2 separate regions of the Mus musculus genome follow, and region 2 is linked to region 1. Evidence: chromatin loops called from intact Hi-C (ENCODE). Cell type or tissue: heart. All regions are shown on one strand. Links, peaks and the distances in the headings refer to the core of each region. The heading gives the core; the rest is flanking DNA. Region 1 has its middle 65 kb from the start of Sec23a. Region 2 has its middle 120 kb from the start of Gm46329.

Region 1 (8,343 bases), core at 251-8,250:
TTAAGCCAAGGGATGTGACCCAGTTTTCTATACTACCCACTGGCTGCTGATCTATGTCATGGCTTAGTATGGAAAAATTTGAAAACCTAAGGATAATTGTGGTTAATGAGCAGCTATATTATAGAAGGGGCTGAAGAGGAGAAATCAGAAGTCACTAGGCATTCTGTAATGAGAAGAAAGCAGGGAGACAGAGGAGAAACATCATCTAGAAGCAGCGAATTGATGGTGGGACACTGGGCAGTGGCTACTGCTGCAAAATGGTTCCCAGATTGTGCTAAATCTTGAAGCATGGCTGTAGGTTCCTCTTACCATTGCTCCTAAATGCATTCACTGTTGAAATAACTACTCATTATTTGAGATAAATTAAACTCACCTGTGCAACAAAGGTCCTGGTGACTAATGATTTACCCTCTGGCCTGACTGCATTGGAATGTATAGGGAGTCAATATTCCCCAGCCAAGCTACATGTGAAATATTGTGGCAGTATTGGGCAGAGTTCCGGGAGATGCCTTCTCATCTTATCCATTTGCTTAGAAAAGGTAAATTTCACACAGTTGAGGTATCTCATTTAACAATATCCAGCAGAATTAATATTTACAGCTTTCTGAATAAAGTAGGACTTTACATTTTAAGTTACCTTTATTTATTTGTTTGTGTGCACAGCTGTGTGTGGAGAGCAGAGTATAACTTGTGGGATCTAATTCTTTCCTTCTACCTGGTGGGCTCCAGGGATTAAGCTCAGGTCATCAGGTTGGGTGGCATCTGTACCTTCGGAGTCATCTGACCTCCTAACCACAGATGGTCTTTATCAGTCGTGAGAAATACACATGATTCAACACAGGCCTTTGTGACCCGCACAGCGAATAAATAAGGGCCAAATAATTATGGAAGGTAGATTTTTTTTTTTTTTTTGCGACAGGTTCTCACTATGTAGCTATAGCTGGCCTGCAACTCACTGTATATTAAGCTTCACTTGAATTTGAAGAGATCTGCCTGCCTCTGCCTCCTGACCCTGAGCAGTGTGTGTGTGTAAAGACGGAGCTTGTGTGCTAACGGTCTTATGAATGCTAAGCACACGCCATCGCTGTACTACACTACCAGGTCCTATCAAAAAAAGCTACTTTATTTTTTTGTCTCCACGTATCCCTTTACACTGGCTTAGTATGAGGGACATCTGACCTATACTTGGGGACTCTCAGGCTGCTGATATTTGCATCACTTAAAAGCCTCTCATTACAGACAGCCCCATTTAACAATGGCCTCACCTCATCCTGTGCAGAGTTACAAAATCATTTGTCTATGTTTTCATGTATGACTTAGCTCAGGGCTCACATAGGGTCTACTATATTATCTTGACATTGGTCCAAGCCATTTGCTATACATTTATGCACCAGAAGAGTCTGAATGATATGCAACGTTCTCATTATTCCGGTTCCTAAGGATGGTTCTTTTTCTTTTCTTTCTTTCTTTTTTTTTTCTTCCAAGACAGGGTTTCTCTGTATAGCCCTGGCTGTCCTGGAACTCACTTTGTAGACCAGGCTGACCTCGAACTCAGAAATCCGCCTGCCTCTGCCTCCCAAGTGCTGGGATTAAAGGCGTGTGCTACCACGCCCGGCTCTAAGGATGGTTCTAAGACAGCTTCTTTGGACTGGCTCTGTTCTATGTATTCTTCGTTTGGCTCATGGAGATCTTTACCGAGACTCCAACCCTTGCTCCAGAATGACTCTCTTGAACATACAACTTTTAAAAAATATTTTCATTCTTTTTTTTTCATTTTAAAGATTTATTTATTTTATGTATGTGAATATAACTGTAGCTGTTCAGAAGATTGTGAGCCTTCATGTGGTTGTTGGGAATTGAATTTTTAGGACCTCTGCTTGCTCTGGTTGGCCCCACTCGCTCCAGTCAACTTCCCTCGCTCAGTCCCTGCTCGCTCCAGCCCACAGATTTATTTATTATTATACACAAGTACACTGCAGTTGACTTCTGACACACCAGAAGAGGGCATCAGATCTCATTATGGATGGTTGTGAGCCACCATGTGGTTGTTGGGATTTGAACTCACGACCTTCAGAGGAGCAATCAGTGCTCTTACCTGCTGGGCCACCTTGCCAGCCCAAATATTTTTATTCTTACTGATTTTGCTTATAAATTGTCCACTCCCCCAATCTTAACAGCTGTTTTTTTCTAAACATAGACATGCAATGATTGCATATATTTGTGGAATATAGTATGCTTTCTCAGTCATGTGTACAATGACAAGAATTGAATATCAACCAATTCTAATGAAAATCTGTGCTTTGGCTGCGGTGAGAACACTTGTCACACAAGTGCAAGGACCATATAAAAGCTGGTTCCCAGTACTCGGGAGGCAGAGACACAGACGCTATGGAACAAGCTAAATAGCTAGACTAGGTGGATCAGCAATGTAGAAGTTCAGCAAGAGACGCTGCCTCATTATATAAGTCGGGAGTGGATGGGTTGGGGAGCAGGGCGGGGGAGGGTATAGGGGGCTTTGGAGATAGCATTTGAAATGTAAATGAAGAAAACATCTAATAAAAAAAGAAATACAAGAGAACACAGGTAAACAGCTTGAAGCCTGTAAAGAGGAAACACACACACACACACACACACACACACACACACACACACACACACAGAAATCGTCAACTAAGATATCTATTGTCAACCTTAGCCTCCACACACATGTGGACCTATACATCCATGTGCATGCAGAAGACGTAGGTAAAAGTGCACATAGACATGTATGGTACCACACAATACATATGTAATAAACAATTAGAAAACCTATGCTTGTCTTAAAGGTGCTTTGGAAGAGCTCCTGTCTGCTCCTAGTGAAAGTGGTGACTTGAGGTTACAGCATCCTGTGGTCTGTCATGTTCTGAGGGTTTCTGCCCCTTGGCTTTGTTCTTCGGTGAGGTATCCTTTGTAGACTTCAGCCATGAGAAAGCATGGTGTTTAGTGAGGAGAGTCCTTCCTTGGAGTTTACATTCTCATATAACACTACCCTGCCTTGCATAACCCTGAAAATGTCAGCTCAGAGATGCTAGCATTCGGTCGTCTTCTATGCAATGTGTGTAGGTGATACGAGTGCTGACAAACCAGAGGTGAGGTGGTTTATAGAGCAGAGCCCTGTGCTAAAAATACCAGTTGCTGATGATTCGAGAAAGTTAGAAATAGAAATAACCTACCAGCCATATATCTGCAGGGAGAGAGGCATCCAGCATTTAATCATTCGTCCTCCTCAAAACTCTCTGGGAGGAAAATCATGATCTCATTTCAAATAATCAGGGGAAGATTTTTTTTTTTTCCATGAGCTAGGTGACTCAGGCCTTAGAGTTTGTCCTTTATTTCTGAATCTTGTGATTTCACAAAATTAGTGAGGCAGTTTTATTTCTAGCCACGCGTTCTTTATTGTTAAACTTTAGAGGGGTTGAGGGCCGAACCTCATCAAGAGATGCAGATTATTCTGCGTGTTTTTGCTCTGCTGGGAGATGGGTGCGCCATTATGTTTCTCTGGGTTGTGTCGTCCACTGATTTGGAGAATTGCTCCCATAGCTCTTGGGTTGAGTGAACATTTAAATTCACCCTGGCTCCTTATGAAACATTCAGCAAAGAAGAGATGCAATTACTAAAGAAATGAAATAAGAAAAAAAAATACATTGAAAGTAAATGGAATAACACTTCAGAAAGACATGTCCATTGAGCAGCAGAAGCCGATGGCCGCATTAGCACCTTTACTCCACCAGGGGGCAGTAGCTACCACACAACAGGAAACTCAGGACTCTTTCGTACTTTAAATTTTGACTTTTCCCCCCCTAATACTTTTTGTGATTTTCCCCCTACCAACATTCATGCTTTGCTAATCTTCGATTTTTGAAAGCTAATATCTGTTTCTGTCTGAAATAATTGGACTCAAAGTAAAATACAATTTCCTGAAAGGGTACATAATGGGAAAACACTTTAGCGCTCCATCGTAAGTGAAAAGCTTTCAAAGTCTATATTCCCACAGGAAAACGGTAAATACATAAAGCTTTTAATTTTCTCTGTGACTCAACTCATTTAAAAGTGGCGATTGTGAGCCTGCAGCCCGTGGAAGTCTGTGTGAGGGTCACGTCATTTTTTGCATCTCGAGGTGTGACCGCAAGTTTGACCAACATATTTTCATAGAATGTCTAACACATTGGCTACATTTCCATTTTCTTTACAGCCTGAATACACATTCAAGGTATGATGCCGCTCTCCAGCAAAAGCTAGCCACAGCAGGGAGACTGTCATGTCATGACTTTTATGTCTGAAAGTTACATTTAGTGGTCAATTTTATCCTTCAAAGCTGTCTCAGTTCCCATGCTTGCACCAATCACTTACCTTTGTGAGTGGAGGTCCTCTGTACAGATATGCAACTTAGGTAAATCCTGAGAATCTTAGCTGTTTCCAATCAGCGGTTTCTAGGTATTGGCTAGATCTAGTTTGGATAACAGTTCGTATAGAGACCTTTTCAAAAGGATTTATTTTATTATTAATCATATGCATGTGTGCGTTAGGTACCCGACTGACAGTGCCCACACAGGATAACAGCTGAGACCCAGCCGAGCTGGGAGACACAGGTGACTGTGAGGCATCCTATGTAGGGTTCTGAGGACTGAATCCAGGTCCTTCTGTAAAAGCAGCAAGTGCTCTCAACGGCTGAACTCTCTAGACCCCAGAATTGTCTTCTAAAGACAAGGTCTCAAGTAGCCTGGAACGGCCTCAATTCACCACGCGTTGCTAAGGATAACTTTGAATTTCTGATTCACCCACCTCGATTTCCAAAGTGATGTGATTACAGGTTTGTGTGTGTGTGTGTGTGTGTGTGGGTGCGTGTGTGTGTGTGTGTGTGTGACTGCAGTGGGTTTATAGAGTGCTAGAAACTGAACCCAGTACTTTACACATGTTAGGCAAACACATTACCAACTGACCGACATCTTCAGTCCTTAGCATTTTAAAAAAGTATTGCCAGAAGCTTGGAGGGATGCTCGAGTACTTAAGAACGTTTGCTTCTCTTGCAGAAGTCCTGGGTTCAATTTCCAGCATCCACACAGCAGCTTAAAACTGTAATTTCAGTTCAAGGGGATCCAATGCCCCTTCTAGCATCTGCAGGCACTGGGCACACTTGTAGTGCACATACATACATGCAGGCAGAATACTCATATACATAAAATGAAAGAATAAATCTTAAAAAGATATTACTAGGACTGAAGGATCATAGAAGCTTTTCAGTCTTTCTTATAATTGTTAAATGAAACCAAGAATTGCCCTGAAAATTGTCTGAATTTTGAAAGTCAATGTTTCTTTTTTTGTTTTTCGGTTTGTTTTTCTTTTTCAGTAATGAAGAATTGATTCCTCCATTTGAGGCCGGCCTTGTCAGCAAGAAAATAATAAATGCCTCAGATGTGGGAGGTCATTTCAATTGTTCAACCATCTAAACACCATTGAAGAAATGACCTTTACCAAGACAAATGTGCTAAGTAGAAAACCTGTTACTAAAAGAAAAAGAACACAGACACAGTCCCCGCTTCCCCCATTTTTTTTTTGTTGTTGTTGAAGAAACCTGGTTCTTTACCATGAAACTTCCTCTTTTCCCTCCCTCACCCTTCTCTCCCTTTCTCTCTCCACATTATGGGAACCGGTCATGCTATTTAGTGATTATTTTCAAAAGCAATAATAAATGTAACAACTGTTCTAGAGTATTGGTGGTTATGCACTTCAATGTACATGCAGGATATTTAAAAGATAAAGAGCTAATTCCAACAGGAGTAGACCACGTCTGTATTATTATGATCAGGTTTTTCTTAGTAGTTCTGGGATCAGAAATTTCTCTTCTGCTCTAGTAGTTATTATCCTCATTTACCATATTCAATCAAGTTTATAGGTTCACAATTCTTGTATGTCTCATCCACTAAGTATTTTAAACTAAAAAGCATTGCAGCCTTTAAACATGACGAAACAGCATTATCAAATGTATCTTTACCCAGGGAAACAGATAGAGGAGGCCATTTCTTTTATGGAGAAATACCATTCATGTTAATTTCACACACAAATAGGAAGTGACAGCGTGTAGCAGAGACTCTGGGACACCAAGTAGGTCCAAGGTTTGGCTTTCCTATCTGTTGCGATGTAAATCTGGGCAGGTCCTTTAACATCTCTGGTACAGGTATGATGGAGGAAAGCCCAGGTTTACACAGAAGTGTTAAAGAGTTGAATGGCAGAGTGGAATCCTGCCTGGTATGTAATAAATGCCCTGTAAGACTGTCTGTCCTTGTGGTTACAGGAGGCTTGTGTGTGAGCCATGTTACATTGTCTCCTGCCTTTTACAGAGAAGGAAATAATACATAGTAATACCCACTACTTCGTAGCGCGTCACAGAGATGCGCTACGAAGGGCAAACTGATAATGTCTTTAGCTGTGACTGACAAGGTGAAGGGAACACTCACTGCCCACAGAGAGCATGTGGTCCGTGTGCTAAGGAGTGCCTTGAGGTAGGTAGCATATCATTCTCTGTGAATGGCCTGAGCTGTCAGCAGGGTGCTTGGCCTGGGAACACGCGCTCTTCTCCTCCTCTTTGGCCTGACAGTAACCAAGATTCCTACTGCTTGTGTTGATCTTCACTGACATTGGGTCTTCTGCAGCTTCTGCCTAGAAGGTCATTGCATTTGCTCTCTGGCTGGCTGCCATTACCTGTTGATTTTCTCTCAATCCCATCCCAGGAGACATCAGCTCAGATGGTGACCAGGTCCTTTAGCTAGCTGTTGGCCTTCATAACTTTCCTGATCCAATATGGCTGCTCACTGCCACCCCAGGTCCAGTGTGTTGATTTTTTTTAAAGATTTATTTATTTATTATATGTAAGTACACTGTAGCTGTCTTCAGACACTCCAGAAGAGGGCGTCAGATTTCGTTACGGATGGTTGTGAGCCACCATGTGGTTGCAGGGATTTGAACTCAGGACCTTCGGAAGAGCAGTCAGTGCTCTTAACCGCTGAGCCATCTCTCCAGCCCCAGTGTGTTGATTTTAAACTTTCTTGTGGCTCCTGCATTTTCTCTGCTGTGTCTAGAGAGCGCGATTTATCCACAGGTATCCTTAGCCTCAGGCTCTTAATCTTTTCTCCCTCTGTTCTGTGATTTTTCCCTGAGCTTCAGGTGTAGGTTTAATTGCAGATGTATTGATTGGAGCTGGACACAAGGCAATCACTTATTCTTTGTATTTGACCAGCCGTGGATCTCTGCAACAGCTTCCATATATTGCAACAGAAGCGTCTGTGATGGGGGCAGGGAGGGTGAGAGCTACACTTATGTGGGTATAGGGATAGGTATTTAGGAAACAGACATTATATTAGATTAGGAAACTGGCATAAGTATGTTCTCTTCTTGAGTCTATGACTCTCCAGCTATGGACAGCTATGGATAACAGGCTACATCTACAATAACTGGTGTCAATTCCTTCTTGTTGAGTGGGCCTTAACTAGACAGCAGTTGGTTACACCTGAGATAAAAGTGCCACAGTTTTACTTTTAACACACTCATTCTTAAAAACATTTGTTGTTTTTACATTTTATTTCTTTATTTTGTGCATCTCTGTATACAGGTGTGCTGGGAGTGTCCAGGCCTGGAGCGGGTTGAAATGAGACACAGAGTTGGACTCAGGTGTGGTTTTAAAGACTGATGGTCTCCAGATGTTCTAGCTCTCTAACTATACTAAATGCTTGTTGATAGCTTCTAAAAGGTTCTAAAAACTTTCTGGCTCTTTCTGAGGATTAAAAGCCACTGGGGATTAGGTAATGTAGCCCTTGTTCTATTTCTGCAGGAACTGGGAAGCTCTAACTTACAGCCTGCTGCTAGTTGAAGTCACAGGAAGAAAAAGGGACACTTTGAAAAGTGATTTTAGATTTATTTCTAAATTCTAAAATGTTTCCTGTGAAATCTATCTAAGAAAAAAGGGGAAAAGGGCTTGTAAGAAAAGGAGGATGAGGGGTCAAATAAAAAAGGGGGATAAGCACTTAAGGGCATCTGGCGAGGAAATAAACGAAAGGAGAATGCTCTCTTTTCTTTGTCCTCAGCACATGTACATCTTTTAGAATAGATGATCAGATGGCTAAAAGTTCATCATACATTTACACATAAATTCAAATTGTAAATCGAATAAGAAGTTTACAGCAGAGAGTGTTTCCATACATATCCATTAGGAGTAATTATCTGGCTTAACATTCATCACCTGTCACCAGCTCTGCAGGTTCATGAAGAGTTAAAAACCATAACCAAGGTATTAGTGAAGTTTTGTATAGA
Region 2 (8,343 bases), core at 316-8,315, 1.1 Mb after region 1:
TATTAAAGTGTGGGGACTAGAGAGCACCTTTCCCACCTATGGTGACATTTGGTTGACTGTGTGTTGTGTTATCTATCTGTTCATGTTAATTAGCCAGAATGTACTCAGTCACATTTGTCAGTGGAGTTCCATTATATGAATTCACCACTTATTGATCCCTCCTTCTTTGGAGACCCAGATGGGTTTAGGATACTTTGTTTTGGTTTGGTTTGGTTTAGTTTGGTTTGGAGCTTTCATCCTATCTTTAGTGCACCGTGCTGGATCCTAAATTGTGTGTTTCGATGCTGTTGACAGCTCCCACACAGTAGTTCTCCAAAGTAGCATGTGAGAATTCCAGTTTTACAAAAGCTCTTTGTGATTCTCACTCTTACTGATACACTTTCAGCCAACCCGTTTATGTAAGTCTATGTATTTCACTGCCTCATGTGCTTGAGGACCAGGCATCCGAGTACCTTCTGTCTATTATGTGGGTGAGGCCTTTCCTATTTTTATTTGAATTTTCTTCCTCTTTTCTCATAGATTTATATACACTCTTTACATACTATGGATACTAGTTTCATCTAGCATATATATGACAACGTATCTTCACAAACTGTGGCACAGTTGTCTACTCTCTTAATATAAACAATCTTAACTTGTGCACTGAAATAATTACAACAAACATGCTGAAGTAGGCACGGGGTTCATATATATATTCTTCAATCAGAAGCCACCATTGTTGAAGTATACACTTACACAGCTCCATTGCTGAAATCATGGCATAAATATTAGTAGAGTAGGATTAACGCGTCTCAGCCTTTAACAGACATTTAGCACTTGTCATATCAATATCCTTTTCTGTTCTAGGATCCATCTCAAGAACAGATATTACATTTATTTGTTACATCTATTTAGTTGTCCCCAATCTCGCACAGTTTCTCAGTCTTATAAAATTTTGAAGTTTTTCTGAAGACAGTGTTACAGGTTATTCTTTGTGTTAGTCTTCATTTGAGGTGTGTCTGTGGTTTTCTAAGATTACATTGTGAACATACATTTTCTACAGAAATGAGGTGAGCTTGAGGCCATGATGCTAATGTCCATGGTGATAACTTTGCTCACCTTGCTGTAAAGATGCTCGGATAGTCTTCCTTTTAACTTCAGCATTTTCTGAACTGTAGCTGATAACCGCTTGAAAGATACTTGGGAACAATGCAACCATCCTCTTTCCTATCATACACCCTCCTTCTGTTCTCTCTTTCTTCTCCTCTTATTTTCATGAGACTTTCACTTACTAATTTTAGCACTTGGAAATAGTTACTATCTACTACAGTTGTTATTTTGTTGTCTGTCTAGCCATGATTTATTTTCATTATTTCTTTTTATATCACTGTTTCTAAATTTATATAATAATAAGGTGATTTATTTACTCTTTATATATGTATGGATTCATCATATTAAATGGAGTCTATGCATTATAATTTACCTCTGTCATCATATATTTAATCGTTCAGTATCACGTCACTGGCCATTTTGGAGATTATTCTCATGTCTTTGAGTATGTGTTACTTTTGACACTGTAAGATGTTGTATGATATTTTTGTATTTTTCCTGTTCTAGATATAGAGACAAGTATTTGTTCTCATATTTATTCCTTCTGCATTAAAAATGATATTTTGAAATCAAGCCTGGGTCTTGAATCTCTTCACTGCTACTACAGAGCCATTGGTTCTATTATCTCGGAAAACAAATGAGAGTGAAAATATGTAATTATCAATATCCACATGCATGTCTATGCTGCTATACTTTATATTCCATATTTATTTCTCTCATTGTCTTTAAAATCAAAAATTAATAGAGATATGCCTAATGCCTTGGTCTATAGTTGCTTTAGCTCTCCCAGAGAGGTACCTGATGGCCTCCTGCCTGTCTTTGGAAGGCACAGGATACTTGAAACTTCCCCAGTAGTCCTCTTGAAGTTTCTTGAAGAATGGGGTTGAAAGTGGCAATGTCCTCTCCCATGCACCTCTATCCTTGCAGTCTAATTCATGACAGAGCTTCACTCATCTTCCTGCAAACCCTCTCTAAAAAGTCTAGGAGATGCAGGGCTTCTATGTAGGTCTCTGTCCCTCACCAATCTGCTTCTAAAAAGAAAGTTTTACTATGACTGTCTATCTTATCAATACTCAATCAAAACCTGATGTTAAAAAGTCCTAGACTATGGTTTATATACATTTTATAGATTTTCCCTGGATTCTGACTGGGGACAAAAGGATAGATTTAATCATATCAGCAGAAACTCACAGTGGAGTCCAGAGGAGACCAAGGAAGGTAGATGTGCTGTTGCCTTTCCTGCTGATTCTCTGCTGGGAACACTTAGGTCCACATAGCAGAGGCAATTCCAAATTCCAGATACTGCCCATCAGAATATCAATTCCATATCTTCCAAGACAATAATCTTCGGCTGAGACCAGCATGTTGCTAAGAACCTGAGGGGTTGGGTAAGGAACTGGTGTCAAGAGTTGGTCAGTCTCACACCCTGGAAGTGTCTCTGTGTGCTCTGTGCTTCTGAAGGTGCTTTAGATGAAATTTAGGAACAGCTCTAAGCTAGAGAAGCATATTAGACATAAAAGGTTAAAGCAATACCAAAGGTCTGAATAATTAATACATTTTCCCCTGTAATTTTGTCCAATAAAAGTATAGCTACTCCAATTTATATAAATGGTTTCTTATAACTTATAAAGTTAAAACTGCCACCAATTTGTTCAATACTACAACAGGAGCTTAGTAGCTAAATTCAATTAGTCTTTCTCTCTGTCTCTATCTCTGTGTCTCTCTCTGTCTCTGTCTCTCTCTGTCTCTCTCTGTCTCTCTCTCTCTCTCTCCCTCCCCCCCCCCACCCTCTCTCTCACTCTCTCTCTCCCTCTAGACAGGGTTTCTGTGTAACTACCGTGGCTGTCCTTGAACTACCTTTGGAAACCAGGCTGGCCTGGAACTAACAGAGATCTGCCTGCAGAGTACTGGAATTAAAAGCATATAGAAAACCAAACTGGGTTGTTGGGAAAATTGTGACTGAAATAAACACATTTTCACTTTCAAGCAAGAAGAAAAATGACAGACAAGTCAGCAATAAAATCACAAATACAAATGACAGAGTAAGAAATGAATGTGATCTTCATTTTTCTGATAGACCAAGTAGTCCAAATTGAATCTCCTTCATTTTTACCTGGATAGACTTTCCACAGCTCTTCCTTGTGAGGTTTTGTTAACTTACTGCAATCTAGACTCACCTGGGAAGAGAGTCCTGTTGATGGACCTGTTAGGTTAGATTCGTTCGTGGGCATGCCTCTTGATAAAGTTCACTGAGGCAAGAGGGCTCAACCCAGTGTGGATTATGCCACACCCACAGTTTGGGTGCTCAGCTGTAAGAAGGAGAACGGGAACTAAGCAGAAGCATGCATTCATTATTTCATTTGCTCCTTCTTCTGACTGTAGATGCAATGCAACCAGTTCCTCCCAGTTCTTGCCTGCCTTAACCTCCCTGCAAAGGTGGACTGTAACATGGAATTCTGAGCACAGATAACTCCCCACTGCTCTAAGTTGTTTGTATCACGGTATTTTATCACAGCGATAAGAAATGAAATTAAGACAGCCTTCAAGCATCCTCTGTCCCTTGTTAATTTTATCATCAATGCATAGATAAAGGGAAACATTTCCTGACTCGAATACAGACAGAGTATATTATATTTTTATTATACACACAAGCATAGCTAAAAAGCAAGATGCCTTAAATAGAGCTGTGGAGGCATTGATGAGCTGTTTACTTTATCATGTCATCAATTATCACAGCCAGAAAGTCAATTGTACTGATCGGCTCCCCACACTACTGTGTAGGATACATCCCATCTCACATTGATATACTGCCATTTATCATTACCTCTAGTTATCATCGTATGGCCAATTTCCAGTATCTAGTAACTGGACATTCTTCAAAAGAAAACTAGTATGAAATCCTCCTTTGTCCGTTTTTATGCAATTCATGTGTTTTCTTTATTATGATCACTACTGCTTAGGTTTTTGGCTATGATATCACAATTCTTTCACAACAAAACAGGCATAAATACATAAGCTAATGTTCATGAAACACTGTGGTGGCAACACCATACAGTGGCAGACAGAGGCAGAGGACAGGATTATGCTTCTATCTGAGAAGATCAAGGACGATTTCCTGGAGGACTGAGGTCTGAGCTTGTCTATGGCAGCAAGTAGCTTTTGTCAAGGTGAAGCCAGAGCTTCAGGAAGGAAGAAAATTCCCAATAGACTGAAAACACAGAGGACAAAACAGGTGACTGTCCATACATAACAAGTAGCAGGAGCTGAACAAAGTGTGGAGTAGTAAAGACATATGGGAATGCAGTTAGAGAATGTAAGTCAGAAATAAGTCAAGAAAACAGCAACTAAAGGGTTGAGGTTTTCTTTTATAACGTCTCCTGAAAATAAAATAAACTTAGAAATATTGCTTCCTTTAAATTACAGCTTAAGACTTCTCTAATTATTCTGTATGCATCCCTTACGTACAGGAACCAATACTTTCAAGTTTTTTCAGACTTGATGTTTTTATCTTACACTATCAAACGGGTGCTTTTCAAAAATACATCCAAATGATTTCCTTGTTATTTGAGTGCATTTTATGTCATACAGCGACACCTAATGGTAATATATTGTTTTGCAGCCAACTCTGTAACTTGGGAGTTAAGACAGACAGAAAAGCAGTGAGAAGAATCCTCCAAGCAGGAAGGAACACTGCTGAGAATACAGTAAAGAGTATGACAGGATTAGTTAAAGGCAGCAAACAGATTGGGAACAACCTACAGTTTCCTAAGAGAATTACTAAGTCCCACCACAGAGTCAGCATCCTTCAGTTTGGAACACTCCATGTCCATGCCCCTGCATTGGCCAGACCACAAAACTGAAGTGTTTAAGTAGTATTTTCCCTTATGAGAATAAAATTTTCATCTAATAATTGGTATTGCATGTCCTTGGATGATGATATATGTACAACGACATACACAACAGTCTAACACCACATAAAAGCAACGAACAAGTGTAAGAACATGTTCTCGGTGGCTTGAAAAGCAGGTGATGTGTCAAAGAGTCAGAAAGCACCTTCAGTTTGCTGAAATGCCTTCTCAACTATCTCCAGAGAACACTACAAGTGCCCTAGTTCCATAGCTTTTCTTGTCTGCTGTTGTGATAAAATATCATAACCAAGGCACTGGTAGAATAAAGGGTTTATTTGGGCTTACAGTTTCAGAGAGTCAGAGTCCATCGTGGTGTGGAGGTGTGACGGCAAGTAGCATGCCGAGCACCTGGAGCAGGAAGCTGAGCTCTTATGTGCTCACCTCAAGCACAAAGCAGAAGTCACTGGAAGCAGGGCAAGGCTTCAAATTCTCAAATCACACCTCCAATAACACACTTCTTCCAGCAAGGCTATATTTCCTAAATCTCCTCCAAATAATGCCACTTGCTGGAAAACAAGTATTCAAATACCAGAACGTTTGGGAGACCTTTCTCATTTAAACCACCACACGTCTGTAGGTGACTGTGGCTTTGTGCTAGGGACCTTATCCATTGAAGGTACCCTGAGAATAGCATGGGTGATGATTAGGGTCAGGATAGACCCATCCAGTTAAGATGGGAAGGACTTTGACACTCAGGCAGTATCTACATTACATTCCAAACACACATCCTGTGGCCTGCCATCTAAAGTCAGCAAACCCAGAAGGAAATGGGTCAGCTGTTTCAATGAGCATATATCACACTCTGCCTCTGCTTGGGCTTAAGAGCTTTCCTCATTCAACTTCATGAGCACCTCAAGCTGCAGGAGAGAACATGTGAAGTCTAATGTAGAACAGCGGGTCATTTCAGGTTATCAGTTAACCAACAGCACAGCCTTCTACTCATACCCCTGAACAACATGAAAATAAGAAACGTAAAATAATCCTATCCGCCTATCTCATTCCAACTAGGGACCTTTCTTTTCTGTCTTTACTAACCTTACATAATGATTTTAGTTCTTATTTATAGACCAGACCACACAATAACATTGGGTTATATTTCTGTTGTGATTAAAATTTGTGGCTGTAATTCACTTTTCTAAATGACATTAACTAAATACCATAGGTTAAATATCCATTACACACCTGCCACAGTGCCAGATACAAAGAAAAAACAGACCTAAAACAAACAGACTTGTTTTCAGTATCAATTCTGTGTGTTCCCTTTGCATACAGGGGAAATGGTCTCCTAGACATCATATTCTATCACATTATCTCACTTGGCTTACCCTACATTCATATTATATAATAGCTAAAAGATGCTGCCAAATTTCCCAATTCCTATTCTTGTCTGCATTGTAATATCCCAAGAATATGTAGAAACAAGAGGCATTGTCAGAGGAAGAGGAGGGTGATCGGGGATTATTCGAAGACATGTGGCCTGAATCCTGACTGGCAAAGCAAATTGAATCACTGTTGGACATGGAGGGATTTGCGGAGGAGTGTAATCAGGGTCTATGAAGCTCCACTGCCTTTTCCTGCCCCCCAGAGGAAGAGAACTAATATGCATGGAAAGCAAGCACTGATGCGTCCCAAGCCACCTGCTGCAAACGGGCCTGCTGGGACAGATCCCTTCATGGATCATAAAGAGAACAGCAGACACAAGTGTCCCCAGGAAGTTGCTCACCACCCACTGCCACCAAGGGGTTCCTTCCCTCCTCAGCAAGGCACAGCCTGCGGCCACTGCTTCTTCTTCCTTCCACTGTTCTTGTTCCCCCTCCTGCCACCCAGTTTCAAGAAAAATGACTCTCTCAGGAAGGATCCCAAGTGACAGAAATCCCTTTCATCCACCTTTGCTCATATCTTTTAGCATGAACTCAAGTAAAAATTATCTTCTGAAGCCACAGCTAGACAACTTTTCTCATAAAACCAGCCAAAATAAACTATACAGAGGCTAAATATGTAGGCTATATATAGATAGCCTACAGGATTGTCAGCATCCATTATAACATCACAGTGGTTCCTTAGCCACTTAGCAGTGCATGAATTCCCTATAAACAGCATATGGTACCTCTTTAACTCAGGCTGAGTTTGTCTTTTGAACACCAAAAAGAAGGAAAGAAATTTTTAATCCATTTACCATTATTATCACATCATACAGTAAAGTGGGTAACCCATAAATAATTGTGAGTGATTTCTCACAATTCTAGAGCCAGGGATGTTTGTGATAGAGACCCTGCCTGGGTGTTCGTTGTGTGTGCTGAGGGCCTGGTCTATACTTCCAAGGCAGCACCTTGAACCCTGAGGCCCGACTCCAACTGTCCCTTTTCTAAAGCTGAGTCCTCAAGGCCTAAGCAGCTCATAAAACCCCTGCCTCTCCTTAGCTGTGCGCCTCGGAGTAAGCTCTCTGGTGGATTTTGGAAAAAGCATGAACATTCCAACTCTCGCACATATCTTACAAGTTTTGGTTACTCTGTGTCCCACACTATCACCTCTTTCTGTGATATTTTCATGCTTTCCCAGACTTGGGCACATCTGTCTTCTTTCCTTTGACTTTAATTAATCTAACATTTAAGCTGACACTCATTCTATACTCCTCTATGAACATCTGAAATTAAGGTTTTATTACAGTGTCTTTCCAGTGGAAGATTTTTTTTCATTTCCCTCCGTTTTCAGCTTCTCTCAAAGCCCAAAGCATGGCTTATCGAGGATGGTCCAGAGGACTCGTTTTCACCATAACTCAAGCTCAGCACTTTATCACACGAGGCGTTCATTTGCTTGGCTTATGTGTGCAAGCCAGCTTGCTTCCTGTCTCCCACTGGACTGCCTGCAAGAGAGATAAAACTGAAAAACCTCTCTCTGGTTGAAGGACCACTTTTAAAATTGTCTAATCTTTTGCCAATGAATATTTTATGTGTGAAATATAATGATCTCATTTATTTTCTGTTGTGAGTAACATAATACCACAGAATCAAAGAGGTTTGTTCTTTTGCTCACAGTTCTGATCCAAAGCTGTGGAACCTCATCTCACGATGTCCTTCTTTCTGGAAGAACCTGGAGGTGACATAATAAAATCTGTGTGCATGCGTTCTGTGTTTGTTGTATGCATTGTCTGTGTGTTGTGACTGTTGTATGCTGTGTGTGTGTGTGTGTGTGTGTGTGTGTGTGTGTGTGTGTGTGTTCAGGTCTTTCTTCTTACAAACCCTCAATTGTATTCAATTGTGCCCTATTCTGATGGTCTCACCTATTCCTAACCTCCTCTAAAGGCTGCAGTTCTACACACTGTAGTCACCTAAGAGTTGACCAAGCA

What was found. A loop is a pair of places that touch in the nucleus more often than their neighbours do. Peaks named below come from ENCODE experiments on the same cell type or tissue, not always from the same donor. Only the 100,000 strongest peaks of a DNase experiment are listed, where the experiment ranks them.
Region 2: a loop joins it to region 1, with 9 times the contacts of the local background. A loop is called at or near these places in 29 of 42 quality-filtered maps.

The regions. Positions count from the first base shown.
Region 1 is chr12:58,942,855-58,951,197 of GRCm38, reverse strand. No RefSeq gene overlaps it. Among named protein-coding and RNA genes, the nearest start is that of Sec23a, 65 kb to the left of the region's middle. In heart, for the core only: a CTCF peak has its summit at 3,753 (motif pointing right); no DNase peak of the experiment used is centred there; H3K27ac peaks cover 441 bases.
Region 2 is chr12:57,822,282-57,830,624 of GRCm38, reverse strand. No RefSeq gene overlaps it. Among named protein-coding and RNA genes, the nearest start is that of Gm46329, 120 kb to the left of the region's middle. In heart, for the core only: a CTCF peak has its summit at 4,688; no DNase peak of the experiment used is centred there.